Linked DNA regions of Homo sapiens: all the other regions are linked to region 3. Evidence: chromatin loops called from intact Hi-C (ENCODE). Cell type or tissue: heart right ventricle. All regions are shown on one strand. Each heading gives the region's core, and the rest is flanking DNA. Links, peaks and the distances in the headings are about the cores only. Region 1 has its middle 49 kb from the start of MAP1LC3B2. Region 2 overlaps MED13L (mediator complex subunit 13L). Region 3 overlaps LINC03088 (long intergenic non-protein coding RNA 3088).

Region 1 (10,520 bases), core at 3,566-8,565, 88 kb before region 3:
TCTCATCTTCACCACATTCCTCTAGAGCAGATTTTTCTGGATTTTTATTTTACAGATGAAGAAACTGAGGCCAAGAAGGAGCTCAAGATGAACTGGTAACAAAAGCAGGATGCCGAGCTCCAGTTCCCCTCTTAGGCCGGGAAATTCCACTTGGTTCATTGTCTTCAGCAGCAAACTGCCCGGGGCAGGGGTTGGGGGGTGGGGGAAGACTAGAACCTGTGAGGCTGAGAAAAACCAGATGCCTGATGGATGCTTCCACATAGGACCAGGGCGCTGGAGGTAAATGGGGCCTGGTGCCGTGTGGCGAACGTTGAGGGCTCTTTCCCATCCTGCAAATGGCTCTGGGTGTGGAGACAGCCCAGGGAAGAGGCTGTCTGGGACCATATGGCGCTTGCCAGTGGCACTGAGGCTGTTAGAGACAGCGGTGGCAATCCCACTAATAATACTCCCTTCTCTCCAACATTGACAAGACTCTCCCCACTTCATGGGAAGCACATGAAATCTGGCCTTTTGCCTCCAGAGATTTGGGATTGAAAGCCTGACAGTTTGGACGTACAGCCCGTGGGCAATGTTACCCTTCTCCGGGGCTTGTGTCTGTGCCAAGAATTCCTAACAAAGGAAGAAAAGATTAATTAATTTAAAAAACCCATAAAAAATGCTCATGAAACTGACTAGTAAGAAACTGTCCAGTTTTTTTTTTTTTCCTTGGTAGCGATCAAAATGTCGCGAGTTTCTACACACATATTTTACAGACGTTCCATAAATCTTCCCGTGGTGCCTCTTCTCTATAAGTAAGGTCCCTTGGGAAGTCATTGAGGCTTCCTCACTACATGTATTCAAGAGAAAATTGGTTGTAACACTTAGAGAAGGCGGCTGTCCGGGAGGGGGAGGTAGGGGTGGGGAGTGTGGAGAAGCTAGTCCAAGTTCAGTTGCCAAGGACAGAGAGACAAGGAAGCCTCCTTTTCTTGGAAATTCCTGAAATTTCCAAACTGTCTTTTACTTCTCATGCACAAATAATCTCTTTGTGCTATCTTTTTTATCCTTTTTGTTTACTTATTTCTAATCGCCAGAGGGGTCATTCTTTCGCACAAAATCTGAAAAAGTAGACAGAAGTAGAAAGAAAGATACAACCAACCAAATAAACAAAAATCCCACGACAAATTCCAAGGTTTTTTTTTGTTGTTGTTTTTTTTTTTTGCTTTGTTGTATTTTGTTTTGGAAGGATTTTCCTGGGCAGTTTGACAGCACCGTTTCAGCGATGGGGGCCCAATGTTAGTGACAGTTCCGCAGGGAGCTTGTTAACATTGCAGAGTCCCCCAAGCCTGCACCCTTGAGAGTGGGAGTTTGTAGGTCAGGGGGGTTGGGTCCCCCAAATCTGTGTTTTTAATAAGCCCTTGGGTGACTCCGAGGAGGGCGGTCATCGGACCACACTTTGAGAAATAATGAGTTTCAGATTTTTCAGACCCTCAGCAAACCTGAGATGTGAAAATCCAGATTTAAAACAAAAATCGGGGGCTAATGATTTGTTTTCTGGAAGGGCTCGGCTTAAATAGGCATTTCCCTTAGTGCCGTTAACATATGATTCTGTTCACACTCGGTGATTCAGCGAGGCAGCCAGGACTTCATCTGCACCACTCTGGGCCAATACGGCATACCGCCACCTTTTTACCGAGCAGCGTTGACGCCCATCTGCTCAAATAAATTAACGTTTCCATCTCAAATAACTCATTTGGCTGGATCATTGAGGTTACACGCCAACCCGAAGAGGAAGGGGAGGAGGCAATACAGGGGAGGGGGAGAGGCAGGAAAGGCATTTTGCAACGTATAAGTTGCAAGTAATACCGTTGCATTTTTGTAGCCAGAAAGGAGGGGTGAGTAGATGAACACAGCTACTAGTGTAATTCACATGCACCCTTTTATTATCTGCTTTTCACGACTCCTACTGATGCTTCGGAGGAGGGTACAGCTTGCAGCTGGATTCGCTGATGGGCGCGATATTCCCTGTGCAAAGACACTGTGGAGTTTGTGTGAGCACATTGTGTGTGCATGGGCATGAGTGTGTGTATGGGGGCGAGGGTAAGGGGTGGAGGATTGTTCTGCAGAAGATCATGATGTTCAGTGAGACGTACAGAGAACACACAGAGGAGACAGCAGGTAGTTTCTTTCCTTTTTTTAAATGGACTTTATTTTTTACAACAGTTTTTGACTTTTATTTTGAGAGTTTCACTGCAAAATTGAGCAGCAGGTACAGAGATTCCCCATACACTTCCTTCCCGAAACATGTGCTGCCTCCACCACCATCAACATCCTGCCCCAGAGTGGTACATTTGTTACAGTTGATGAACCTACACTGACACATCCTTATCTCCCAAAGTGCAGTTTACGTAACTTTTTTTTTTTAGATGGAATCTCACTCTGTCACCCAGGCTGGAGTGCAGTGGTGCGATCTCGGCTCAGTGCAACCTCTGCCTCCTGAGTTCAAGCGATTCTCCTGCCTCAGCCCTCCCCCGAGTAGCTGGGATTACAGGCAAGCACCACCACACCTGGCTAGTTTTTGTATTTTTAGTAGGGATGGGGTTTTGCCATGTTGGCCAGGCTGGTCTGGCTCTCCCAACCTCAGGTGGTCCGCCCACCTCCGCCTCCCAAAGTGCTGGGATTACAAGCATAAGCCACCATGCCTGGCTGTAACTTTTTATTTTGAAATAATTTTAGAGTTACAAAAAAAGGTGTAAAATAGTGCAGGGTTCCCGTATAACCATCACCCAAGTTTCTCTACTCTTCACAGCTCACATAACCATCCTGCAATGATCAAAACCATCCAACATGGGTTCATTACTATTAACTAAAACTAAGCTCCTATTTTCAGGTCTCATTGATTTTTCCACTTATGTCTTTTTTTCTGGACAACAGATACTTTCAAGTCAGAGAGATCTGAGAGTGAATCCAGCTGTGTCACTCGAAAATTGTCCAAGTCAGATCGTCTCTCTGAGCCTTGATTTCCTCTCTGCAAAATGGCAGATAACAAGAGCTACTTAATAGGGTCCTTGTAAAGATGAAATAAAAACATGTGTGTCCAGAGCTTGGCACACAAGTAGGCACTGATGTTGGTTTTATTTTCTTACCCTCTTTCAAAGAACCATCCTCAAGGACAAATGGGCATTTGCGTAAATTCCTGTTGGACCAGTTTGACTTCATCTCAGCTGCTGGATCAAGTTTCTCTATTTTGGAAAAATAAAAGAAAAAGAAGAAGAAGAAAAGAAAAGGCCGTAGACATAGAGATTTATTAGGAAGCCATTGTAACAGTCCATGTAAGCTAAGTCTCCACAGTGGCTGCAGAGAGGTAAGAAGAGAAAAAGTTTCTTTTTTTTTTTTGAGATGGAGTCTTGCTCTGTTGCCCAGGCTGGAGTGCAGTGGCACGATCTGGGTTCACTGCAAGCTCCGCCTCCTGGGTTCACGCCATTCTCCTGCCTCAGCCTCCCGAGTAGCTGGGACTACAGGCGCCCACCATCATGCCCGGCTAATTTTTTGTATTTTTAGTAGAGACGGTGTTTCACTGTGTTAGCCAGGATGGTCTCAATCTCCTGACCTCGTGATACCCCCGCCTCAGCCTCCCAAAGTGCTGGGAGTACAGGCGTGAGCCACCATGCCCCGCCAAAAAGAGAAAAAGTTTAATAAACATCTGAAATGCAGAATAAAGAGGAGCTGATGACTGATTGACTGGGCAGAGTTAAATGGGAGGAACCAATAATTAAAAGACTACAAGTTGGAATGACTAGGAAACTGGTCATCCCTTTAAATGAGGTGAGCAAGAGAAAACCAGCTCCAGGCAAGAGAGACGTGAGAAACCATGATCCTAACCAGCACTTGTCAAGTCCCTGGTGCTCGTACACCACGCTTAGTACTTTCTAAGTGTGATTTCATTGAATTCATCTAAGAACCCAAGAAAACTGAGACACAGGGAAACTAAGTCACTTGCCCAAGTACTTTTGTTGGAAGTACTAATGTTGGAGGTACCTACAGGCAGGACCAACCACCTAATTTGTAGGGCTCACTGCAAAATGAAAATGCAGGGTCTTTTGTTCAAAATGTATGAAAATTTCAAGCCAGGCACAGCGGCTGACGCCTGTAATCCCAGCACTTTGAGAGGCCGAGACGGGTGGATCACCTGAGGTCAGGAGTTTGAAACCAGCCTGGCCAACATGGTGAAACCCCCTCTCTACTAAAAATACAATAATTAGCCGGCCATGGTGGCATGTACCTGTAATCCCAGCTACTCGGGAGGCTAAAGCAGGAGAATTGCTTGGACCCGGGAGGCAGAGGTTGCAGTGAGCTGAGATCGTGCCACTGTATGCCTGCCTGGGCAACAGAGCGAGACTCTGTCTCAAAATAAATAAATAAATAAAAAGAATTTCAAGACGGCTGACAGCAGAACATTACACCAAGCACATGGGCCCTGTGTGACTGCACAGTGGCAGGCCCACGAAGTCCATATGAAGGCAGACTTGAAGGTCGATTTTAAGAGGAGATGAGAGCTAAGGCAGAGCTTTGAGGGCAGGCTGGCACTCTGGGTCCCACAAAGAGCAACCAACAAAAGAAACCCACAAGGAGTCATCAGCAGGTAGGAGGAAGACTGGGAAGCACAGTGAGATCCACCAAGGGGCAAAAAGTGACACAAAAGAGGGAGGGGCCAGTGAAACCAAATACAGCAAAAGAGTTAGGAGCCTGAGGATTAAGATGCCCCATGATAAAAAAGACATCTTGCAGGCTTGCCTCGGTGGCTCACACCTGTAATCCAGCACTTTGGGAGGCCAAGGCGGGCGGATCACAAGGTCAAGAGATTGGGACCATCCTGGCCAACATGGTGAAAACCTGTCTCTACTAAAAATACAAAAATTAGCCGGCATGGTGGCACATGCCTGTAGTCCCAGCTACTTAGGAGGCTGAGGCAGGAGAATTGCTTGAACCAGGGAGGCAGAGGTTGCAGTGAACCGAGATGGTGCCACTGCACTCTAGCCTGGCAACAGAGCAAGACTCTGTCTAAAAAAAAAAAAAAAAAAAAAAAGACACTTACACTTGAAATGTTTACCACAGCACAATTCACAATTGCGGAGACATGGAATCAACCTAAGTGCTCACTAACCAATGAATGGATGGATAAAGAAAACGTGACATATATATACATGCACACACACACAGTGTGTATATACATGTGTGTGTATATATGTCACATGGTGTATATATATGTATATATATCATGTATATATTATATGCATATTATGTATATACCATGTGATATATATATATGCCACATGATATATATATATAAAATGAAATACTATTCAGCCATAAAAAAGAACAAAATAATGTATTTTGCAGCAACTTGAATAGAACTGAAAGCGATTATCCCATGTGAAGCAACTCAGGAATGAAAAACCAAATACCACATGTTCTCACTTCTAGTTGGGAGCTAAGCTAAGGGTACGCAGAGGCATAGAGTGGTATCATAGACACTGGAGACTCAGAAGCGGGGCGGGGATGAGGAATGAAAAATTACCTATTGGGTACAATGTACACTTTTCAGGTAACGGGTACACTGAAAGCCCAGATTTCACCGCTATACAATTCATTCACATTACCAAAAACTACTCATTCCCCTACAGTGATTGAAATTTAAAAACAAAAGGATGCCTGTACCTTTGGTGATTGAGACATTTCTGTTGGCTTTTGGGACCCCAACTCACAGGACTGGGCAGAAGTCAGGCTGCAACATACAGAGAACTTAATGGAAGTGAGCAGGCAGCCGAAGTAACCCAGGCTTTCTCATCTCAAGAAGCTCTTCCATTGCCAAGAACAGAGGGCAAGTTGATGTCACTACAAAAGTGATTTTTAAAGAAAGTCAAACCGCTTAAAGACTGCTTCTTATTTAGGCCCCATGGGTGCTAAGAAATGGCTTCCTCCTTTTTTTTCTTTTCCTCCTCCTCCCACTTAGCCTCACAAATGGTTGGCAGACTCTATCCTTAAATTGTGGCCAGGGACTGGAGCTGAAAACGCCTTTGAGGATTCTTCTGCAGCAACCACTAAAATCTCTGTCTGGAGATGCGAATGCTGCCTCTGAGGCTTCAGAACAGGCAGGGAGGCTCAGAACCAGCTACAGGCTACTTTCTTTCCTTTGTCTGGACAATTGCAACCAGGAAGGAGAAATCATCATAGGCTGTTTATTTGTAGACATTGGCTTGGCTGTTGGTCTCATTCTGAAATAAAGACACTAAAAGGGAAATAGGCAGACACCCCTGTCTTCCCCAGCCCAGGAGTTTCTACCTGGGCACTAATGACATTTAGAGCATGATGATTCTTTGTTTGCGGGGGACAGGCTGTCCTGTGCATTGTCTCTGGCCCTTGCCAGATGACAGCAGCACCCCCCACCCAATGTGACAACCAAAAATGCCTCTAGACATTGCCAAATGCCTCCTACAGGGGCAACACTGCCCCCTGTTGAGAACCACTGCTCTAATTGATTAGCATGTACACAGCGAGCTCCCATAAAAGGCTGAAAGGATGATTCTGTCCTTTTTTTTTTCTTTTGAGACTGAGTTTCGCTCTTGTTGCCCAGGCTGGAGTGCAATGTCACTATCTCGGCTCACTGCAACCTCTGCCTCCTGGGTTCAGGCGATTCTCCTGCCTCAGCCTCCCGGGTAGCTGGGATTACAGGCACCCACCACCGTGCCCGGCAAATGTTTTGTATTTTTAGTAGAGATGGGGTTTTACCATGTTGGTCAGGCTGGTCTTGAACTCCTGACCTCAGGTGATCCACCTACCTTGGCCTCCCAAAGTGCTGGGATTATAGGTGTGAGTCACTGTACCCGGCCAGGATGATTCTATTCTAAGAAGCTAGGAGAACATTCCAGATACTCCTCCAGAAACTACTCAGACTACCAAGCGGGTCAGCTCAAGAAGAGACCTAAGGCCGGACGTGGTGGCTCCTGCCTGTAATCCCAGCACTTTGGGAGGCCAAGGTAGGCGGATCACTTGAGCTCAGGAGTTCAAGACCAGCCTGGCCAACGTGGAGAAACCCCGTCTCTACTGAAAATACAAAAATTAGCTGGGCATGGTGGCGCACACGTGTAATCCCAGCTACTCGGGAGGCTGGGGCAGGAGAATCACTTGAATCCCAGAGGTGGAGGTGGCAGTGAGCCGAGATGGCGCCACTACACTCCAGCTGGCACAACAGAGCGAGACTTCGTCTCAAAATTTAAAAAATAAAAAGAAGAGAACTAAGGTTTGTCTTCCGTTAAACAAAGGCAGACCTTCTAAGCAAAGGTCTTCTGTGAAAAAGACTTTCTGGAATGTAGAGGGGGAAGGCTTACCCCTGGGGCAGTGAGGATTAAATGAAATAAGACAGGCAAAGTGCTTGGCAGAGGAGTATCAGATGGAAAGTGTTCATTGGTATTATTATTGTTATTATTATTCTATGTTCAAAAAACTGCTCATAGCTCTTCAAGCCTTAGAGGGTGCAAAAAGATGCTGCACAGCACGGCCACTCAGGAGGCAGAGCAACAACATTCCTGACTAGGAGAGTGTAGAGAAGATCAAATTTTGAGCAGAAAAGAACATTCGAGATTATTTGGATCAACCTTTCACTTTACAAGTAAGGAAGTAGGCTGGGCATGGTGCCTCATGCCTGTAATCCCAGCACTTTGGGAGGTCGAGGCAGGAGGACTAGGTGAGTATAGGAATTCGAGACCAGCCTGGACAACATAGCAAGATCCGGTCTCTATAGAAAAACAAAAATCAAGTAAGGAAGTAAAGTGGAAGTACACGGAGGTGGTGTGAAATGACTCGTCCAAGGTCACAGAGAGTGTTAAGGGTGGGCCTGGGGCCAGAGCTCAGGCTTCCTGCCCCACCCAGAGGCTATGTGTTTCCACTGCTTAGTCTGTCACCGAGGGGTGGATGGGAGGGTGGTGCCTCCTCCCTCGGTGTAAACCGGCTCCATGCTCACAGACCTGTTCCAGAGACCTTGCCGGTCAAAAATTCAAGTTCATGTACAGTATTTTTAAGAAATGTTTCCATAGAGATGGACAAATAATTGGAAACAATAATCCAGACAGAAAAGAACCACATTCATTGGAATAGGATGTATATAGCATGAGCTTGGGTGACAGTCCTGCTGACCTGGAGGGATGGTCAGAAAAGCCAGGCTGAGAGCTGGGAGATTCTGGGTTACAAGCTCACATTCCAGGACGGGAGCTTGATATCCTTTTTTTTTTTTTTTTAGATGGGCTCTTGCTCTGTTGACCAGGGTGGGGTACAGTGGTGTGATCATAATTCACTGCCACCTCGAATTCCTGGGCTCAAGCCATCCTCCCACCTCAGCCTCCCGAAGTGCTGGGATTACAGGCATGAGCCACCATGCCCGACAACGGAAATATATACATATATATTTTTGAGACAGAGCCTTGCTCTTTTGCCCAGGCTGGAGTGCAGTGGCGCGATCTCTGCTTACTGCAGCCTCTGCCTCCTGGGTTCAAGTGATTCTCCTGCCTCAGCCTCCCAAGTAGCTGAGATTACAGGCGCGTCACCACACCCACTCTGTTTTTAGTAGAGATGGGGCTTCACCATGTTGACCAGGCTGGTCTCGAACTCCTGGCCTCAAGTGATCTGCCCACCTCGGCCCCTCAAAATGCTGAGATTACAGGTGTGAGCCACCTCCCCCAGTCATGAAATCTTTTCATAGTCCTGTATGCACATCGATAACGCCCAGCCTATGAGTGCCCACTGAACAAGCACAGGCTGAGTCTTTCTGTACACCAGGCCTGGGGGAAGGTGACACAGTGATGACCCCTTTTCTTTCCCCCCCTTTTTTTTCTTTTTTTTTTGAGACAGAGACTCCTTCTGTCACTGCAACCTCTGCCTCCCGGGTTCAAGCAATTCTTGTGCCTCAGCCTCCCGAGTAGCTGGGACTACAAGCATGTGCCACCATGCTTGGATAATTTTTGTACTTTTTTTTTTTTTTTAGTTGAGGCAGGGTTTCACCATATTGGCTAGGCTGGTCTCGAATCCCTGACCTCAAGAGATCAGCCTACCTCAGCCTCCCAAAGTGCTGGGATTACAGGCCTGAGCCACCACACCTGGACTCCTTTTCCTTTTCCGGCTTCTAGAGGCCGCCAGCATTCTTTGGCTCCTGGTTTCTCCCTTGCATCACTCCAACCTCTTGCCTCTGTCCTCATACCTCCTCCTGCTGATGGCAGCACAGGCCCTGCATTTTCTAGCCAAGGGGCCCTTGGAAAGGAACTTAGCATCTCTGAAACTGTGTCCTTATCAGTGAGCTGGAGATGTCAGAGCGCCCACTTCACAGGGTTGATGGGACTGGGTCGAATGGGGTCTGTGTTAACGCTGAGCACTACGTCCTGCACACAATTTTATAATAGTAACGGTGATGATGATCGCCACCACTGTCATCCAACAGTCGTTTCTGTAGCTTGGAGACACAGATGGAGAGGTGACTTCTGCCTGAGGCATTAGGAAAAACTTTTTTTTTTCTTTTTTCTTTTTTTTTTTAGAGAGATACGATCTCTCTTTGTTGCCTAGACTGGAGTGCAGTATTGTGATCACGGCTCACTGCAGCCTCAAACTTCTCAGCTCAGGCGATCCTCCCGCCTCAGCCTCCCGAGTAGCTAGGACTACAGGCATACATAGGAAAAACTGTTTTAGAAGTGATTGCTGAACTGGCCCTGATCAAATGACAGTAAAGGAATGTGACCAATAGACAAGGGGTGTGCTGGACAGAAAAACAAGGACAGCAGAAGGCACGGGTGTTTGTAGAACAGGGAGGTCCCAAGTGGCCCAGAGCAGAAGGTCAGGGTCAGTGCCAGGAGGTGGGATAGATGGCAAAGGGATAGAAAGCTAGGGCTTTGGACTCAGACAGGCTCAAGTTCAAGTCCTGCAGCTCCACATAAGAGCTCTGCAAACTGGAGTACCTCGTTAGCTGCTCCTGCTCTGCCTTTGTGAAACGCTCATGGGAACAGTGCCTACCGCCTAGGCTTGCAGCAATTAAAGGCCGTTCTGATATGGGAGAGGCACAAGAGGCAGCTTGGAAAGGGCTCTGCGGGCCTGGCCAAGGAGTTTGCACTCTGCAGGGTCACGTCTTCGCTTTTCTTCTACTCTTCATCCCGTGTGCTCCATCCTTTTCCCTCAGACAACAGGAAGGCTGAGCACTGACCTTCCTCATCTTACGCCTGTCACTGTTCTCCTGAACTTAAAAATAATAGCTTTTGCCAGGCACAGTGGCTCATGTCTGTAATCCCAGCACTTTGGGAGGCCAAGGTGGGTGGACCACCTGAGGTCAGGAGTTCAAGACCAGCCTGGGCAACATGGTGAAACCCCGTCTCTACTAAAAATATAAAAGTTATCCAGGCATGGTGGTGGGTGCCTGTTATCCCAGCTACTTGGGAGGCTGAGGCAGGAGAATTGCTTGAACTCGGGAGGCAGAGGTTGCAGTGAGCCGAGATCATGCCACTGCACTC
Region 2 (10,520 bases), core at 2,997-7,996, 450 kb before region 3:
CAATTGAATAGAACGGTATGTACTTGTATTAATACATAGTCCTTGTTCTGCTAGGAGGAAATCAGTATGCGGTATCACATCTTTGATCAGATGGGGCCACCATTCCTGGGTTTGAATCCCAGCTCTGCACTAACTCATTGGTTAAATGAGTCAGTATACATATGAAGCATTTATAAAAGACAGTGTCTGGGACATAGCAAAAACTGTAAATGATATTTTCATTATACCACTAGTAGTAGTACTATTTCTTTCACTTTGAGTTGTCTGTTCATACCCTTTGTCCATTTTTCTATCTTACAAGTTCCTTTTTTTTTTTCTGAGATGGAGCCTCGCTCTGTCACCCAGGTTGGAGTGCAGCAGTGCAACACTGGCCTCCCAGGTTCAGGCAATTCTCATGCCTCAGCCTCCTGAGTAGCTGGGACTACATGCGTGCACCACCACACCTGGCTAATTTTTGTATTTTTAGTAGAAACGGGGTTTCATCATGCTGGCCAGGCTGGTCTCAAACTCCTAACCTCAAGCGGTCCACCCACCTCGGCCTCCCAAAGTGCTGGGATTATACAGGTATGAGCCACTGCGCCTGGCCAAGTTCCTTTGTTTCTTCAAATAAAAGCAATGTGTATGTTTTAATCAGAAACCCTGACATCAATCTATAAACATCAAAGAAGGAAACAAAAATAAAAAGAAGTTGAAATCCAAAAAGGTAAGCAGAAGATTTATTTTATTTTTTTTTTTTTGGAGACGGAGTCTCGCCCTGTCACCCAGGCTGCAGTGCAGTGGCGCGATCTCGGCTCACAGCAAGTTCCGCCTCCTGGGTTCACACCATTCTCCTGCCTCAGCCTCCCGAGTAGCTGGGACTGACTACAGGCGCCCGCCACCGCGCCCGGCTAATTTTTTGTATTTTTAGTAGAGACGGGGGGGTTTCACTGTGGTCTCGATCTCCTGACCTCGTGACCCGCCCACCTCCGCCTCCCAAAGTGCTGGGATTACAGGCGCGAGCCACCACGCCCGGACATCAAGGTGTATGTTTTAATCAGAAACCCTAACATCAATCTTTAAACATCAAAGAAGGAAACAAAAATAAAAAGAAGTTGAAATCCAAAAAGGTAAGCAGAAGACTAACTTCTTTTATCACCTAAGCTAAAGAAAGTATTCTGTGCCTAAGAGCCTTGTGGATGAGGGAAGAGAAAGAAGGTAATAAAAACACACCAATAGGCCAGGCGCAGTGGCTCACGCCTGTAATCCCAGCATTTTGGGAGGCAGAGGCGGGCGGATCACAAGGTCAAAAGATGGAGACCATCCTGGCCAACATGGTGAAATCCCATCTCTACTAAAAATACAAAAATTAGCGGGGCGTGGTGGTGCACCTGTAATCCCAGCTACTTGGGAGGCTGAAGCAGGAGAATCGCTTGAACCCGGGAGGCAGAGGTTGTAGTGAGCCGAAATTGAGCCACTGCACTCCAGCCTGGCAACACAATGAGGCTCCGTCTCTTTAAAAAAAAAACAAAAAACAAAAAAACAAAAAAAAAACACACACACACACACACACAATAAATATGAATCACTAATAACATCTAATAACATTAACCTTATTTAAAGTGTTAGAAAATTAATATCAGAGCTTTAAACATCAGATGAGTCAGTCCCCATGAAAATCTATGCACGGTAATTTACTCACTACAACACTTTCACCTGTAATATCCGGCAGTAGAGCAGACAAAATATTTGGCATTGTTTCAGGAGAATGGTTTCCTAATCCTAGTACATCCACTAACTTCCTATCAGTACATCTATGCTCTCAGTGGCAAAGGGAAGCTGCTACCACCTAATCTGTTTTTTACAAAGTTGTTCTAGCAAGTGATATCTTTCTTACAAATGCAAGTGACACAACAGCAACGCTACAAACTTAAACACCTGGTAACTAATTCAGGTAAAACAGCTCCTTTAAAGTTAAAAACTAAATATCATTATATTGGTCTTCATTGAAAAATGTTACAATGAAACACTAATCAAGCCTAAAAGAGATAACTAAGTATAAAATGGGTGTTCGAAGATTTAGCTTTAAATTTTGAGTTAATGTTTGGTAAGAGAAAAGACAGCTTAATGATACTGAAATAGTTTGTCCAAGAAAAAAAATTCCCATCGTGGATGTTTATTCAATTAAGAGTAAAATGTCTTCATAGACCATGATCATATTTATAGTTTAAAAATTAAGTGCACTCCAAGTTCTTTTGTCTTTTTTTTTTTTTTTTTTTTTGAGATGGAGTCTTGCTCTGTTGCCCAGGCTGGAGTGAAGTGGTATGATCTTGGCAACCTCCCCCTCCCAGGTGCAAGCCATTCTCCTGCCTCAGCCTCCCAAGTAGGTGGGATTACAGGTGCCCGCCACCACACCCAGCTAATTTTTCTATTTTTAGTAGAGACAGGGTTTCACCATGTTGGCCAGGCTGGGCTCGAACTCCTGACCTCAGGTGATACGCTTGCCTTGGCCTCCCAAAGTGCTGGGATTACAGGCGTGAGCCATTGTGCCCAGCCATACTGTCTCAATTTCTGACTAACGTTTATCTCTACAACACAAAATTCTTTACCTAATGATTTCAAAATTTTAAAGCAAACCTTTAAAATAATTATAGATTCAAAATTATCCCCAAACACAATTATTTCTCACTGTCAAAAAGACAATCCTTAATTAAATCTAAGTTTTAAACTACATGGTTTCTAAAATATAGAACCAAAACGATGAAATTAAAATATACAAAGAAGGAAACCTATATGCACATTATGTATAATAACCACCAACATCATTATTTACCAAGCATCTACTTACTACCAGGCACCATACTAGAGTTTTCATATATTATTTCTAATACCGAGCACCATACTAGTGACTTCATATATAATTTATAAACTTCACAACAGACAGCTAAAGAAATTAGGACTCAGAAAGGTTGAATAATTCTCCCAGAGCCACACAGGTAGCAAATGGCAGATCCCAAATATAACTAGATTTAAGCTGTAACTGAATTTAAAGTATAAATTCTTTCCATTCTGCCATGCTGCTTCATAAGGCAAATGGTAAAAATTAGCCCTAGAGGATTATAAAATAGTACAAAGAAACTGTCATCAACTCAATTTAGCAATGACTAGAGCTCATGGCCATACTTTCTAATTTAAGAAAGTTCATAAATCTTTCTTTAGTCTTCCTGAGGTATTAAGAAAACTGGTATAAGAGTGCCCACGTATCATCCCATGAATAGACTTTTATTTCACTCAGATAATTATATGCCTTCTTTTACATGTTATCACTATAAGATGGTATCTACATAAACTAATTCTTAGATAATATGTACAACGAACCAACAAAATCACTATTCTGATAGCAAGACAGGCTGGAAGAAAATCTGCTCAGCAATGGCTGGCATGTGGTATAGGGGTAGTCAGGGTTCTCAGAAAATTGAACTTAACCCATTTATGCAGGAGGATGCAAATTTTTTTGTGAAAAATCAGACCTTGGCAATGACCTTGAGCAGTAGGATATAAATAACTCCCACAAGTTTAGTGTTCCAATAATGGAACATTAGGCATAAATGGGTTAAGTGGCAGATACTCCCCTGGCCTAAACAAACAGCTACTACAGTCAGTTCCAAACAGTTCTAATTAAATAGATTACAACAAAACAGGGATAAATGCACTTCCTAACTGACATGAATGTGATTCAAAGAAAATTTATATTGATTCCTAGTGTCCTATTCTTCACATACAATATACAGGAAATGAGATTATTTATTTGCAGTGACCCACAGCAACTAGATCCCTTGTGACCAACAGCACATACTTGCAATATGGCTCCTCAGAGTTAAAACCACATTCAGTGGTCAAGGAACACAGTAAAATCAAGAGACGTTGATTAGAATGAACCCATGGTGTAGTATCATGGAAAGAACACTGGCTGGAAATTAGGAGGTCTAGGTCCTAAGGCCTGGTTTTTCAACCATTTACCTATGTGATGTTAGGAAATCCACTGTACCTCAAGGCACCTCAGATTCAGGACCTATAAAGTGATAGGGTTGACCTAGATACTATAAATCAGTTCAAGTCTCCTGGCCCAGGCTAATTACATCCCACTCATAAAAGCAACTTGTAAATGAGATGGAACCCTTATTACCCATCAAGAACAGAAAAGCTGCCAGAAGATAGTCAACATTTCAGGAAACTATTGAAAGAGTCCTCAGAAGTACAAACCAATTAGTTTAACGTATCCATCCTGGGCAGGATTCTAGGCTGGTGTATAGAAAAGGCAGCTGTGATCATTTGAGGCTGACAAGCATGCATTAGGAAATTCCAAGTCGGCCTCACCTCACTTCCTCCAATGATAGGGTTACCACTGCAGTAGAGTAGGTTAATACAGTAAACATATTAAGTCACCTCTCAACTCAGAGGAAGGAAAAAAGTCACATGTAATAGAAAACTTCTGTTAAAACATAACTAATCAACTCCCTGTAAAGACAGCAAAATAAACATACACATCTGCTTTTGCTCTCTCCTAAACCCCTGTAAGACATCAAGAAAAACATTTGTTTCATTGTTTTATTTCATTAAATTATATAATTACAACGGCAGGTGGAACAAGAGAGGATATAGCATCAAAATTTTGAAGGCTAAGAAGCAGATGCTCTGATAAGGAGATTTACAATACGTAAGAAAACTGAATCCTAAACATGAAGAAAGAGATACAACCCAATTGACACAGAATCCCCTCAGCCTCAGGAATTAAATACAGGTATTTTGGAAGTAGGGTTGAAAGGCAGAGAGGAGATTAAATAAGAACAACTGGTTAAAAGCCTGCTTAAAAGGCGCTCAGCTGGGTGCAGTGGCTCACGCCTGTAATTCCAACACTTTGGCAGGCCCACAGCAGAAGGATCACTTGAACTCAGAAGTTCTAGACCAGCCTAAGCAACATAGTGAGACCTCAACTCTACAAAAAATTAAAAAATAAGCCAAGCATGGCGCTGCTTGCCTGTAGTCCCAGCTACTAGGGACGCTAAAGTGAGCGGGTCTCTTGAGCCTGGGAGGCTGAGGCTGCAGTGAGCTGTGATCACACCACTGTACTCCAGCCTGGGCAACAGAGTGAGACCCAATCACAAAATAAAATTAAAAGAAAAGAAAATAAAATAAGAAGGCACTCAGATGCCCAGGTACCTTCTCTACTGCACAAAGCTGAACTACTGTCCCTTCTTCACCCCAGCAAATAAATGCAAATGTATTCTCTGGAGACAGTAAACAGAGGGTACCTGGACTGCAGGACACAGGCAAACTGAAGGCACGGAACCAGAGTGAAAACAGGGCATTTGGTGAAATATATAGAATGAAGGCCAAGGACCACCCCCTCCCTACCACTGCCCTCTAAGCACCCAGAAAACTAGCAGCCAGTCTTCATCCCTCAGAAAGGAATTTGGAAAAGTCTTCTCTGAGAAATCTTAGCTCCACAGAAAAGACCTCAAGATACTGAGATCAGAGAGAGGTTCCCCAACTAAAGAGCCCACCCAGATCAGTGAGGCGCACAGTTAAGCAAATGTCGGTCACATGCTCAGAAATTCCAAGCAGATTCTTAGTCCACCATTCCTAAACATGAACATACAACCAAGAATTGCTAAATAATTAAGGAAAACCACTGAGGAATTACAGAAACAAAAACAAATGAAAAAGCAGCTAGAAGGGAAGACAACATTGGGAGAAGAAAACTTTAAAAACACCAAGAATATTCTCAACAAAATAAAATGGTGCAACCATTTAAAAACAACAGGATGCTATTTCAGGAGAGAATTTTTTAAAAGCTCTTGGAAATTTTTAAATAATGATTCCAGAAATGATAAAACTTAGTAAAATGTTTAGAAGATAAAGTTTAGGAAATCTCCCAGAAAGTGAAACAAATAAACAAAAATGGAAAATGGGGGAAAGCTGAAAATCCAAATACGAGGAAGCTGAAATCCAAATACAAGAGCTTTCAGAAAGAGAAAATACAGAAAATAAAGAGGAAATGACCAACAAAACAATTCATAACAATTTCCCAGAAAAACAGAATGTGAATTTCTAGATTGAAAGAGCTCTCTGAGTGCTCAGAACAATGGATTAAGAAAGACTCGCGGAAGGCATATCACTGTAAACTTTCAGCACACTGCAGACTAAGAGAAAATCCTCCAAGTTTCCATATAATAAAAAGAGGTCACATATCCAAAATCAGGATTTCTAACTGCTCAACAGCAATACCACAAGCAAGAAGGCAAAGGTGCAATAACTCCAAAATGCTAAAGAATTATTTCCAAACTAAATATTAAATGGCTATGCCAGCCTAAACTTTCTATCAAATATGTGAGAATAAACGCATTTTTAGACATGCAAAAAAAAAAAAAAAGCACCCTTTCTCAGGAAGCTACTGGGTGTGTACTTACCAAAAGGAGGGAATACACCAAGAAGTCTGAAGATTCAGGAAACAGACCTGAGAGGGAATAAAATAAATCCCTAAAATCATAACGAATGATGACTCCAGGATGCCAACTATACACCAGCGCAGAGGGCAACCAATCCAGATTATGACAGGTCCGTAAAGACTTCTTCAGGAAGGTGAAACTAATAAAACACCTGATACATCTGAGAGTCTTAAAGGGGTTTCATACAATAGGCAAAAACTGTGGGGATGAGTTAAGTTTTAGAAAAGTAAGCAGGCTGGGCCCTGTGGCTCATGTCTGTAATGCCAGCACTTTAGGAGGCCAAGGCAGAAGGACGACTTGACCTATTTGAGACCAGCCTGGGCAAGACAGCAAGACCTTGTCTCTATATACAGACTGACAGACACAGCTGAAGCATTGTGGCACACATATGTAGTCCCAGCTACTCAGGAGGCTCAAGCAGAAGGATCACCTGAGCTAAGGAGTTAGAGGTGGTGGCGGGCTGGGGAGGGAGGTGGGGAAGGGAGGGACAGGAGGGGAGGGGAGGGAGGTGGGGAGGGGAAGGGAGCGAGGTGTGGAGGGGAGGGAGAGGAGGGAGGTGGGGAGGTGGGGAGAGGAGGGGAGGGAGGTGGGGAGGTGGGGAGGCGGGAAGAAGAGGGGAGTGGGGAGAGGAGGGGAGGGAAGGAAGGGAGGGAGGGAGAGAGGAAATTTTTAAAAGGGCATCTGCTTTGTAGGAGGCAGAAAGAATGAGTTAAACCCTCCTCTTCGATAGTGGAAGATATAGAATTGAAAAATCTAAAAGTAACTATGACCTCAGTATTTAGAAACATTTAAGTAAGAACCAAGATAATCAACAAAAGAGGGTGAGTGTTTGCTTCTAAAGAAGGTAAAATAGGGGCAGGAGCAGAATACTGTTCTTATAAACCTTGTAGACCTATCTGATTCTTTAATTGAATTCTGTAAGAGTATATAGCTCTGCTTTAAAAAAAAAAAGGAAATTTAAACAAAATTAATCAAAATGGGGTAATAGAATGTAAAGCTACTAATATTGAGAACTCACTTATACTACTTTATAGACTTATTCTAGACAAATTCCTAAACTGAAGAACAATATCCCATAAATTGTGCTGCAAAAGCCAAAAGGTTATTTAACCATGTGTTAAAATAACGTGTTGTTGTTGACTGTTTCTTTTCTCCATTTTAGACTATTAAAACCCAGCTGGACAGAGACATCTTTCTAGCTGCATGCTCCATCCCATCTGGCTCTGCTCAAATTCTTCTCAGCCATAGCTATGTTGCTGGCCAAGGATTCCCTGTGTAGATGGGCTGCTGACGAGACACTGGGCCTCCCATCTGACTGGTTATTTCCATGTTATGAGAAATACAATGTGGTATTCCTCCATACAATGAGGTCATATATAAAAGATGCTAACGTATATATATATACACACACATATGCATATGTGCTGATTCATAAATGTTTTCCTCAAGTGTCATTTTCTTTTCACTGCTCAGTTTACCAACATTAACTAAAAAGTATAAAGATTTTTTAAAAGTTGGTTTATAGCGTAAGTATAAGGGCTCAGAGGTTTTATTTGACAATAAGTTTACTACAATTAAACAATGTGAAGTAGATATTTAAAAGTAGCTGCCATCTTAAGCTACATTAATAAAGGTAAGAAATCTTGATCCTATTCAACAGATCTAAATTATCAGTCATTATTCAGTACTGCTTTCAGCTCCTAGCTCCATACTTTAAGAATATAGGTAAAATGCAACAAATAAAGAGATGAAAGACTAGGCTGGTGAGGAAATCTAAACATGTCATATGGCTAGAGGCTATCTAGCCGCACATTCAATCCTTTCAAGCAAATTAACACGGCAACAAGAATAAAATAGAAGAATAAAGCCATGTGATAAAAATAACACAGCTGAATGAACTTAATACATAGTTAAAATGATTCTGAAGTTATTTAGTCTTCTGTTATATGGAAGGCTGATATGTAGAAGATTAATTACATTTGCTCAGCACAGTCCCAAGTGGTATCAACAGAACCAAATGGAAAAACTGATGATTAAAGCAACAACAACAGTGAGAGCTCCCTCTAGAAATAAATCCCTGACTGAGAGTTAATCATAGATATGGGGGGTTAAGGAGAAGCTGGTCAATACTAGATTAGGACACTGTAGAGTGGCTTCAAATATCAAAGGGCTAATTGAACAATATGACTTAAAGGGTTCCTTTCACACCTGAAATAAGAGTCTCAAGGATTCCATCCAACAATAAGATTTCATAATTCTAATATCATTTCTATTTCAGTCAACTAACTCAAGGGCTAGCAAACTGTGGTCTGGGGGCTAACCACCTGTTTTTGTAAATAAAGTTTTATCAGTACACAACTGTCCCATTTATTTGCATATTGTCTGTGGCTGCTTTCAAACTACAACCACAGAGTTGCAAGTGGGGCCACATGGCCCAGAGCCTGAAACAATTACTCTGGTTCTATAAGAAAAAGTCTGCTGATACCTGAGCTAGGATAACATACACAGACAAATGTGACATTTAAAATATAAATAAGCACCAAATTGTTCTCCAACTATAAACAACCAGAAAACTGGACAGAATATATAAAATTACTGTTTTCAGACACTAGACAACAGGGAGTACAGAGCTAGACTCCCTGAGAGAAGGCATACAAATGAGGTGGGCCCTACAAAGGCCAAGACAGCTGGAATTTGTGGAGACAGATCACCAGAAAGAATATTCAGGAAAAAAGCTCCAAAGATCTGATAGAGGCTCTTTTGAAACTGTTCCTAAGTACTAGGCTGCACATTCAAACAGTAAAATTCAACAAGGTCAGGCAGAGAACTACTGGGAGCTATCACTCCAAGAGTTCACCTAAAGCTGGGAGGCAGTCAAGTTCTGAACAGCCAGAGAGAAAAAACACTGTTAAACACCTTGGGCACTGAATAATGCCCATAAAATGACCATACCTCATAAGGAGGAAACCAGTGCTAGCATAAAGTCTATTCTAACCCAAGCTAATAATCAAGCCTCAGAAAAAAAGTATGCTAATAATAATAGGCTGATCTTATTAACTGCCAGTAACTTAACTACCAGCCAATACAAAATTCAACTCTTTAAAGGAAGGAAATAAAATCCAGACTTTCAACAACACTCACAATGTCCAGCAACCAATAAAAAATACCAGACATTCAAAAAGTAGAAAAATGGGACTCATGACTGTAAGAAAAGTCACTTAACAGAAACAGACCCAGAAATGAAAGTAATGATGAAATTAACAGACAAGCCAATTAAAGCAGCTATTATAAATATGGTCAAGAATTTAAAGAAAAACACAAACATAAGGACAGAAATGGGGGATTTTTTTAACTAAGTAAAATTTCCACAGCTCAAATATGCAAAATATAAAATGAAAAATTCGCTGTGGGTTTAACAGCAGATTAAGTACCTACCCAAAAAAAAAAAAAAAAAAAAAAAAAAGTCAGGGCTTTAAAACATACGATATTAACTATCCAAGCTGAAAAACAAATAATTTGTAAAACAAAACATAATAAACAAGCCAAAGTGACTTCTGCAGTCAGCACAGTATCAGGCAATCTAACATACACGCCATTAACGTCTCAGAATGTAGGAGAGAAGGGGGACAAAAATAATTTCAGAATAAGGACCACACTGTCTCCAAGTTTCATGAAATCAATAAACCTATGATCTAAAGAGTTCAGTGAACCCTAATGCAGCATAAACTAAAAAAAAAAAAAAAAAAAAAAAACACACCAAAATACATCAAAATAAAATTTGTAAAAACCAGTGATAAAAAGGAAAATATTACAAGTCGGCAGAGGAAAAAAAGATACATTACATAAGAAAAAACAAAGATAATATTAACTACAGACTTCTCATCTGAAAATATGCAGGCCAAAAACAATGGAAAAATATGCTCAAAGAAAAAAACAGTTCCCAAATCTAGACTTTTAGATCAAAGACGAATAGCCCTCAAAAATTAAGGTAAAATACAGACTTATTTTTAGATGAACAGAAGCCAACAGACCTGC
Region 3 (10,520 bases), core at 1,761-6,760:
TTTTTTCTTAACCCAGGAGTCCAAAAAGTCCCCAAGAAGCCACGGACCGCTTATCCCAACTGTGAAGGAAGCTGATGCGACATCAAATATTAAAAGGGTAGAGGAACCAGCATAGTTTTCCATATAAATGAAGCTACTTACATATATGAAGATTGCTTTTAAAATTCAAATATAATTATTTTTTAAAAGGCATCCCGCGAGCTCTGTCTCTCTCCCAGCACTGACACTTCTGGGCTGTTGTCATGTGCCAGTGAGGTGCCTGTTGGCAGACAGCCCAAAGCACTTTGTAACATGCCCTCCAGATCCTAAGTGAAAACTGATCAAAGAATTGGCACCAGCAAAGACAAGACTGAAATCAGCTCTAAAAGGGGTGGGGTTGGACTATTGTCCCTCTTTGTGGGAACAGCTGCTTAACGGGGCATTGGAGCGGCGTGATTATAATATGCATACGGACTGCTCTGTTAACAGAAGCCGGCTTAAAGTACTCCAGGGGCCTCCACCTTGTGTTTTGGCAAAGGGATCTTCGAGGATGCTGTGTCAAACCTTTTTGAAAATGTCTCCTTGACACGGAGGGTGAGGAACGGCGTCTGCGAATCTCATTACACAGGGTCCCACGCCTCCCTCTGCTGTTCTCCGGCTCCCGTTTCTTGGCTGCCGCCAGTGGGAGTCGCACGGGGGTCACCTGCCCCCACTTTTAATCAGGACGGGGAAAAATGCACCAAAGGAGTGCCGCGGGTTACCTGAGCAGACCCGGGAGCCCGTCTCCTGAGTCCTGGGGGAGGATCATTTATTTGTCTGCAGATCGGCAAGCGGGCAGGTTTGCAGAGTCCCTGGGGGCTAGTAGTTCTTATAAAGGAGAATGCACCACCAAGCAATTAGTTTCATTGTATTGTGCATGGGATGGCATCGCCCGCTCTGGAACGGAAGAGGAGAGGGGACATCCCGGCACTGGGAGTGGGGAGGGCTGAGAGGGACCCCATGGACACAGCTGACGCCCAGTTCCATAGGCCAGGGGAGGGAAGCGAACCGTGCAAGTGCTGGAGTCGTGGGGCTGGGATCTCCCACATCTGAATCTGACACGTTCATCCCAGGGCACTGGAACTTAAGATGTGAGTTAGCATCCCCCTTCATCGGAGGTGGAAACTGGAGATCAGCAAGGTTAGGACAATTTCACCAAAGTGTCCTAGTTAGTAAGTGGCAGGGCTAGGACCACACTGCCCCCCTCCCCGCAACACCCTCATCTGTCCCACTCCAGGGCCTATGTGTTTTGCTAGTTGGTTTTGTTTTTACTTGCACCCCACCTAAAGGAAACGGATATGTTTCTTTTTCTGGGGGGGTAGTTGGCTGCTCCCCAGGCCCTGCCGAGTCCCTGTTCGGGATGGTTTCCCCGTCTCCGTCCTCAGCCCGTTGGCAGCTAAAAGACCCCCTGGCCTCCATCTCCCAGTGTCTGTGGGTAGAAGCGAAGGGAGGGTGGGAGGAGGGGAACAGTTTTAAAATGAATATATGCATGTGTCTCTCCTGCTAATCACCGGAATGCATTTTCAGGAGAGGTGAGCGGAGGGATTAGCTGCAGGACTCCCATTAATGTTAACTTTATTTCAGTAATGAGGTGCCAAGGCATAGAACAATCACTGTGGCTAACACGGTGTAATCACAGTGATGAGATCCGCATGCTGCGAGGGGAGGGCGAGGGGAGGATCGTCAGGAGAGGGGGGCTGCTCGCTGGTGGGGACGGATGACACAGAAGAGGTGGGGGAGCAGGACGGGAGAGGAAGAGGGAGGAGGAGGCAGGTGACCCTTGGCAAGGGCCGAGTGGGTTAAATGAGGGCCCCTGATAAGGAGGAAATAATGGTAGCAACTCCTCGGTGCTCAGAGTGGATAGCCCGGGAGGAGGACTCTGCTCATTTAATTTAATCCTCATGGCAAAAGGGAGGGCAAGGTGTCATCTCCATTTTATAGATCAGCAAACTGAGTTTGAGAGATGTTAAGTAATTTGCCCGACGTCACAGAGCTGTTGGAAGAACCTCAATTGGAAGTAAGTTTCTCCTAATCACTAAACCTTTCGGGACTGCACCCTGACTACAGAGAGCAGAGATAGCAGGCAAGTGCCGAAGAGCTAAAACAGCAGGGCTGGCAGGAGGAAGACGCGGTTGTGCATGCCCAGCTCGCCTGGAACACCAATGCACGTGCCTGGGTCAGTAGGACTCGGCACTGAACCACAGCTGACCATTTGGGTGTCTTAGCCATGCTGAGAGAAGAGAAGAAAGGAAAGGCGGAAAAATTGCTACATAACCAGATTCCAGGTGCCATCTCTAGCCACAGAGGAAATCATCAATGCATCCACAAACAAAAGTTAGAATGTTCTCTGAATCTCCTGACCACCCTATCCTTCCGTTTGCAAATGCTTGCACCCAAGGGACAGTTAACTCCTAACAGAGGCTAGTGTTTCTCCAAGTGTGAGCTGCAGACACATCCGGGCACCTGTTAAAAACACTGCTTGCTGGGCTCTGCCCCAGACCTGTGCCCAAAGCATTTCCTTCTTTCTTTCTTTCTTTCTTTCTTTTTTTTTTGGGGGGGGGGTGGTGGGGGCGGGACAGAGTCTCTCTCTGTTGCCCAGGCTGGAGGCTGGAGTGCAGTGGCTCGATCTCAGCTCACTGCAACCTACGCCTCCCGGGTTCAAGTGATTCTCCTGCCTCAGCCTCCCGAGTACCTGGGATTATAGGCACACACCACCATGCCTGGCTAATATTTTATATTTTTAGTAGAAATGGGGTTTCCCCATTTTGGCCAGACTGGTCTTGAACCCCTGACCTCAAGTGATCTACCCGCCTCGGCTTCTCAAAGTGCTGGGATTACAGGCGTAAGCCACTGTGTCCAGCCCCAGAGCATTTCTTAGAGCAGTTCCTGGATGAGGTTTCCTGGAGGTTTCCTGAAATTTTCTCTGTATTTGTAAGAACTCGCAGAAAGCAGACATCTATAACCAGCAAAGCACATTCTGTAGGCCAGTCTTGCCCCAACTCCATGACCCCATCACCTCCCCTGGTTGTTCAAAAGTACGAAGTTCATGCCTTCAACACAACACATTTATTGAGCACCTACAATGTGCCAAGCTCTAGTTCAAGCCCTGGAGATAGAGCAAGAATCAAACCTAAGTCCCTGCTTTTGCAAAGCTTGCATTCCAGGGAGCAAGACAAGCAAACAACCAAACCGGGAGGATATCAGGATATCAGAGAGTGCCGTGAGGGAAACGAAAGCGGGAGGAATAGAGCAGTGGTTTTCAATCAGGGCGATGTTGCCCCCCAGGGAACATCTCGAAATGTCTAGAGATACTTTTGGTTGTCATCATCTGGGGAGGGAGGTGCTGGAATGTAGGGGCCAGGGGGGCTGCTAAACACCCTTCAACACACAGGGCAGCCCCCGCAACAAAGAATTATCCAGACCTAAATGTCACTGGTGCCCAGGCTGATAACTCCTGGGCTAGGGAAGACAGAGGACTGCTGTTCAAGGCAGGGGTCAGGGAAGGCCTCCGGTGAGGGACACTTGAGCAAGGACCCAGAGCAGATGAAGGATGTCTGTGGACGGAAGGTCTCAGGCAGAGGGGATGGGGTTGGAGGAGGCGCCCTCACTGCAGGTGGGAGCATGCACGCCTCGAGGGAGAGATCTGGGGGTTTCAGCCTAAGTGTGATGGAGCCTGGGGGTCCCAGCAGGGCCAGAGATGCTCTCACTTAAGCTTCCAAAGGGTTCCTTTGGCTGCTGCAAGGAGAACAGCCTAGGAGGAGCCGAGAGGAGCTGGGGACTAGGTGGGAGGATGCTGGGTCACCTAGGCAAGAAATGTAGGGGCTGGAAGGGGAAGAGGAGCCCCAGGGTGGTAAGGTGTGGTCTGGATCAGAATGTGTCATCCAGGACCGGGCGCAATGGCTCACGCCTGTAATCCCAGCACTTTGGGAGGCCAAGGCGGGCGAATCACTTGAGGTCAGGAGATCGAGACCAGCCTGGCCAACATTCTGAAACCCTGTCTCTACTAAAAATACAAAAATTAGCTGGGCGTGGTGGCAGGTGCCTGTAATCCCAGCTGCTCAGGAGGCTGAGGCAGGAGAATCACTTGAACCCGGGAGGTGGAGGGAGCAGGGAGCCGAGATCATGCCACTGCATTCCAGCCTGGATGACAGAGCAAGACTCTGTCTCAAAAAAAAAAAAAAAAAAAAAAAAAAGACTGCGCCATCCAGGCTGTAGCTTCTAGAAGGGATTTGCTGAGGGATTAGTTGAGGGTGCGAGACAGAAATCAAGAGCCACCTTGGAGCTGACTTTCCATGAGGTCCCTGCTCCAGGTGTGTCCTTGACAAAAGGGACTCCAAGCCCTGCTTCTAACCCTAAGCCAGTGGCTCTCAACTAGTGGCGATTGTGCCCCCCAGAGGACACTGGAGACTAGGCCATGTCTGGAGACATTCGGGGTTGTCATAGCTGGGGATGCTGGCTCCTACCGGCATCTAGGGGGTGGAGAGGTCAGGGATGCTGCTGAACGTCCTGCAGTGCCCAGGACAGCCCCCACCACAGTCACCCAGCCCCGAATGTCACTAGTGCCAAGACTGAGGAATCCTGACCCCTGATTCCCCCTAAACCCTGCCACCTCCTCTCACACGGGGCCTGGCCCCACCAACTTAGCGGGGACTTTGTCAGAGGCCAGAGATTCCAAATCAATGCATCTCAGTGGCTAAGGTCCATATTAACTACATCTCACTTGCTTCTGACAGTGACACAGATCAGATGCTGCTGCTGTCGTGGCTGCCACCACAAGAAACAAGAGTGTTGGAGTGCAAATTCATTATCCAGCTGTTAAGAGCGACAGAGCATGCACACATCTCTCCCCGACCGGGTTATCTGAGAGCCAGCCCTGCTGTATGATTGAGTGGCTGCCAGCCTCCTCTTCTCTGTAACCTTGACACGCCAGAGCCGGGCCTCCAGTGCACAGGCTAAAAATCCTAAAGGCAACGGCGGCGGCAACAAATAGATGGGTTAATTTGTTTCATGCCCCCGTTGTCACCAGGCTCTCGCAGAATAAAACCACCACCACCACCACCACAACCTCCATTTGTGGGGTTTAATACCCCAGCTGCTGGGAATCAGATTCAGCCGGAGGAAGAAAATGTGACGTCGATGCAGAGATCCATTTATTCGGTGATGTTTGCTTAAAAACCGGTTTTTCATCTGCAGGTTATTCTTGCACGCTTGGACCTCAAGCAACACAATATCACATTTCCAGGTGGTATCTTTAAGGAAAGCTAATTAAGACTCTTGGCACTTGTAGGATGAAACATTTTACAATTTTCTTCAAAGCAATTTGCCAACATTAGCTAATTAAAACACCCAGCCTTCCATTGAGGGACAATGGGAAGAGCATACAATTGTCATTTCTGAGCATCTGTTGTACGGATAGAAATCCAAATTCCTGTTGCTTCTACTTGGTCAATGTCCTTCTCTGAAGGTGGCCTTTCATGGTTTTTCTGCAACCTGCATTTAGGAGCATTTAGAAGAAGATTCCAGCTTTTCTAGCACTTAGCCTCTAAAATAAAGAACAACACAGGGAAAGGAGTTTGAGCAATTGAGGCTGGTCTGCTAAGCCAGGGGTTGGCAAACTATGGCCCAAGGGCTAAATCCAGCCCTTGACCTTTCTTTAAAGTTTTATTGGAATACAGCCATGCTCATTGGTTTACATATTGTTTCTGGCTACTCTCAAGCTAAAACAGCAGGGTTAAGTGACTGCTAGAGAAAGTATAAGGCCTAGAAAGCTGGAAATATTTTTACTGTCTGGCCCTTTATGAAAACAGTTTGCAGACCTCTGCATTCAGCGGTCTGTTGCATCTGCCTATGATTTTCCCGCTCTGCAGGCCAAACTACCCCATTCCCAGTTGTTGATTGGACAGCTCTTTTCCCATGGTGTCATTACTGTTATTAAGTGTCTAGGCCCCAAATGAAGGTCTCCAAAGAAGTGTCTCTGGTCAGTAGAAAGGATTTTTTTTCTTTAGATAGAGATAGGGCCTCTCTATGTTAACCAGGCTTATCATGAACTCCTGGCCTCAAGCAATCCTCCCATCTCGGCCTCCCGAAGTGCAGGGATTACAGGCATGAGCCACCATGCCCGGCCCATTAGAAAGGTTATTCAAGGAAAGGGAATTTGAATTTAATCTCTCAGTATAGAAGATAATTTGACAATGTCAAAACCCAATAGAGGCCGGGCACAGTGGCTCACACCTGTAATCCCAGCACTTTGGGAGGCTGAGGCGGGTGGATCACCTGAGGTCAGGAGTTCGAGACCAGCCTGGCCAACATGGTGAAACCCCGTCTCTACTAAAAATATAAGAGTTAGCCAGGCGTGGTGACACATGTCTGTAATCCCAGCTACTTGGGAGGCTGAGGCAGGAAAATCACTTGAACCTAGGAGGCAGAGGTTACAGTGAGCCAAGATCGCACCACTGCACTCCAGCCTGGCAACAGAGTGAGACTCCGTCTCAAAACAAAACCCAATAGAATCTTTCTCCCATTTTACTCCGTTTTCCTAAGGATTGCAAGGTCAGCCTTCTGCTGCAGTTCGTCCAAAACATTTCCCCTTCTCCAGCCGCCACCACCCCGTTTGGAGATTCCGTCTTGGGGAATTCATTCCCCTTTTTTGAGTCCTGCCTTCTGGATAGTTCGAGGACCCTTCAGTTCTCCATGGATGGAGCTCATGGTCACCTGGATGCCTACAACTGGGGAATGAGAGGCCAGGGATCAGGGGTGGGGATGTAATTAATTTCATCTGGGTCCTGGGGTGTCTGAAGGCAGGACCAATGTGACTTTTACCTTCAAGGTTGGCGGAGACATTTCTAGATACCCCTTACCTTCTCCCCCATCTTCCTTAGCACATCCTTATCTGAAGGCAAACCTTTATCTGCTGCATTGTTTATGTGAAGTAGCTTGAAGAATCCTCATTCATCCAGGAGAAACTCCTTTCAAAGGGTGCAGGAAAAACCCTGCAGGTGGTACACCCCCAGAGACACCCCCGCAATAAGGCCACTCTGCAAATCGGGGCCTTCAAGAATGAGTTGGTGAAGGCAGGGGTGGGGATAACCAGACAGAGATGGGGAGACACCCTCCCTACAGCCATAGCAGCCACTGCCATCACGGAATTAGTTCCAGGCTAGTGTGCGTGTCCCACTGACTCATGAATGGCCATGTGCTGGATTAGGATCTTGCAGTGCAGGACAAAATAGGCTTGCGTGGAATCTAACTTACAGAGGACATCTAAATAGGGATTTTAGCTTAGTTCAAATCCCGCTATGTTTTTGGGCTCACTCAGCCACATTGCCCACTAGAAGATTCTGAGAGCAAAAGGACTCAGTAGAAAGCATTTTTGCTAGTCTGAGGGTTACCAAATCATAGCTTCTTGGTTTAGAAGAGAGACTGAAACAAATTTCTGTTGTACACAGTGTGGGCAAAAAACTTTACAGATATTATCTTTTTTTTTCTTTTTTTTTCTTTTTTTTTTTTTTATACTGAGTCTAACTCTCTTGCCCAGACTGGAGTGCAGTGGCATGATCTCGGCTTACTGCAACCTCTGCTTCCCATGTTCAAGCGATTCTCACACCTCAGCCTCCCGAGTAGCTGAGACTACAGGCGTGCACCAACACGCCCAGCTGATTTTTTTGTATTTTTAGGAGAGACAGGGTTTTGTCATGTTGGCCAGGCTGGTCTCAAACGCCTGACCTCAAGTGATCTGCCTGCCTCGGCCTCCCAAAGTTACTGGGAATACAGGCGTGAGCCACCACACCCAGCCTACATATGTTATCTTTTTAATCCCCCCTAAAAACCTGTGGGGGAGGGTATTACGATGCATCTTGGCAATTTTACAAATAAAAATTCCCAGCTTCAGAAGGGTTTAGAATTGGTTTAAAATTATGCCACGTGTAAGGGGCAGAGTTGGATGGAAGCCCAGGTCTGTCTGCTCAAGCCCACTCAGCTCTCTGTGCTGGGTTCCATTCTCCCATGCCACACATACAAGTGTATTCTTAGTATGTTTCTTTCCTTTGCTTTTTTCGTTGAAGAGCTGGGGTCTCACTATGCTGCCCAGACTGGTCTCAAACTCCTGGGCTCAAGTGATCCTCCCACATCAGCCTCCCAAAGTGCTGGGATTACAGGCATGAGCCACCGCCCCTGGCCATCTTCGTATATTTCTTAGTATATTCAGAGTTGCACAGCCATTCTCACAATCAATTCTAGAATATTTTCATTACCTCCCTGAAAGAAATCCCATATCAATTAGCCATCACTCCCCATTTCCCCCAGTCCCTTCAGCCCCAAGCAACCACTAATCTACTTTCTGTCTCTACAGATGTGCCTATATTCCGATTTGCCATTTCTCGTTAAGTGGAATCATAGATGATGTGGCCTTTGTGACTAGCTTCTTGTTTAGGATTTAGCATCAGGCTGCCGAGTTTCATCCATGTTGTAGCATGGATCAGCACTTCCTTCCTTTTTGTGGCTGAGTAATATTCCACTGTTTGGGTAGACCACATTTTGTTTATGGTTGAATAATATTCCACTGCATGGGTAGACCACATTTTGTTTAAATATTCCTCTGCTGATGAACATCTGGGCTATTTCTACCTTGTGGCTACTGGAATAGTGCTGTTGTAAATATTTGTGTACACATTTTTCCGTACATTTTAGAAAATCACATTTTTGTGCCTTTTGTTAAAGACTGAAAGAAAAGTTATAAACACATGCTCTCATTGAACAGTGTTACAAATATTTATTGAAACGACTGAGGCATTTAGGGCAGGATAAAGCAGCTGGGTATGGTAAAAAGAAAAGTGAGTCAAAAGTCAAGGCCGGGCATGGTGGCTCACGCCTGTAATCCCAGCATTTTGGGAGGCCGAGGCGGGGGGATTGTTTAAGTCCAGGAGTTCGAGACCAGCCTGGCCAACATAGCGAAATCCTGTCTCTGCTAAAAATACAAATATTAGCTGGGCATGGTGGTTTGTGCCTGTAGTCCCAGCTACTTGGGGGGCTGAGGCAGGAGGATCACTTGAACCTTGGGAGGTTGAGGCTGCAGTGAGCCGTGATCGCACCACTGCACTCCAGCCTGGGTGAAGGAATGAGACCCTGTCTCAAAAAAAAAAAAACAAAAAAGTCAACATACAGAATGATTGATCTTTTTGATTCATTCACTAAATACTTATTAAAATATCTCCTGAGCATAAGATGGTATCCTGGGTACTGATGATTTCACTCCCTAGCTAGTCTATCATTCCATTATTATTATTATTATTATTATTATTATTATTATTATTATTATTTTCAGATGGAGATTCACTCTTTTCACCCAGGCTGGACTGCAGTGGCATAATCTCTGCTCACTGCAACCTCCACCTCCCAGGTTCAAGCGATTCTCCTGCCTCAACCTCCCGAGTAGCTGGGATTACATGTGCATGCCACCAGCCCTGGCTAATTTTTGTATTTTTAGTAGACATAAGGTTTCCCATGTTGGCCAGGCTGGTCTCCAACTCCTGACCCCAAGTGATCCGCCCGCCTTGGCCCCTCAAAGTGCTGGGATTACAGGTGTGAGCCACTGCACCTGGCCTATCATTCCTTGAAAAATACAAAGTTGCTGCTGTTCTAGAAAACAATCAAAGGTCAATCATTTGTCTTTTCAGGGCCTCCTCTTCTCATCAGCAGGCAGGGACAGTGCATCGACCCAGAGGCCTGGGAGAGGCAGGAATAATGATGCGCCAGAGAGAATTCTGGCTTCGGGAGAATCAGAGACTTAACAAATATAATGCTGACAATATGACCATTATGACACAAGAAACTATTTGTATCCATTGTCCTTTCCTCGCCTGAAATAACCTATTGCTTCCTACTCGGTGATGACATTTTTCAGGCACCAAGAGTTGCCCGTGGAACAAGAAGTACATAAACTTCCTTGCTTTGTAGAAAACAGATTCCGTTTTATAAGTGGTTTAGTATTTAGACACTACCTCCAAAGGTTGGGAAGGCCCTTACAAAGCAACAGGAGTCGGCCAGAATGAAAAGAATCAGCCGATGGCTGGGAGGCGGAGGCTTCAGTGAGCCGAGATCGCACCACTGCACTCCAGCCTGGGCGACAAAAGTGAGACTCCATCTCAAAAAAATAAAAATAAAAAAATAAAAATAAATAAAGGAATGATAGACTTGCCAATCTGCCTTGGAGAAGCAACAGACGGCTAAATCGTAGGGTTCCTGGCATTGCATTTGCCCACATTTGCCAGCAGATGGCGACGTGATCCTGCAATGTTGCATTAGTGCAACCCCGGGCAATGAAAGGTCAGGGACAGGGCACCTGAAGCTGGCTACTTGGAGACTTGGGAACCTCATCTATTGCTTTGCAGAGGTCCGAACACCACTAAACACATTTGGGAGGGAGGAACAGAGGAAGGTCGACCAATGACGTGTTTAAAACAGCTGCAAGGATCGGATGAAATTTGCAATTGGCTTGAGCTTGAACT

Evidence for each region. Hi-C counts contacts between places; a loop is a spot of excess contacts. Peaks named below come from ENCODE experiments on the same cell type or tissue, not always from the same donor. Only the 100,000 strongest peaks of a DNase experiment are listed, where the experiment ranks them.
Region 1: it touches region 3 in a loop (2.0-fold over the local background); 13 of 110 quality-filtered maps call a loop at or near these places.
Region 2: it touches region 3 in a loop (2.4-fold over the local background); 5 of 110 quality-filtered maps call a loop at or near these places.

Annotation. Positions count from the first base shown.
Region 1 is chr12:116,603,443-116,613,962 of GRCh38, forward strand. No RefSeq gene overlaps it. Among named protein-coding and RNA genes, the nearest start is that of MAP1LC3B2, 49 kb to the left of the region's middle. In heart right ventricle, for the core only: a CTCF peak has its summit at 6,488 (motif pointing left); a DNase peak (open chromatin) is centred at 6,477; H3K27ac peaks cover 1,208 bases.
Region 2 is chr12:116,239,813-116,250,332 of GRCh38, forward strand. The region is part of intron 1 of MED13L (mediator complex subunit 13L); the gene reads right to left. Among named protein-coding and RNA genes, the nearest start is that of MED13L, 33 kb to the right of the region's middle. In heart right ventricle, for the core only: no CTCF peak of the experiment used is centred there; no DNase peak of the experiment used is centred there; H3K27ac peaks cover 2,412 bases.
Region 3 is chr12:116,693,104-116,703,623 of GRCh38, forward strand. LINC03088 (long intergenic non-protein coding RNA 3088) reads left to right here. Exons shown (of 2, transcript XR_007063473.1): 2 at 4,752-5,076. Among named protein-coding and RNA genes, the nearest start is that of LINC03088, 37 kb to the left of the region's middle. In heart right ventricle, for the core only: CTCF peaks have their summits at 4,409 (motif pointing left) and 4,610; a DNase peak (open chromatin) is centred at 2,143; H3K4me3 peaks cover 241 bases; H3K27me3 peaks cover 158 bases.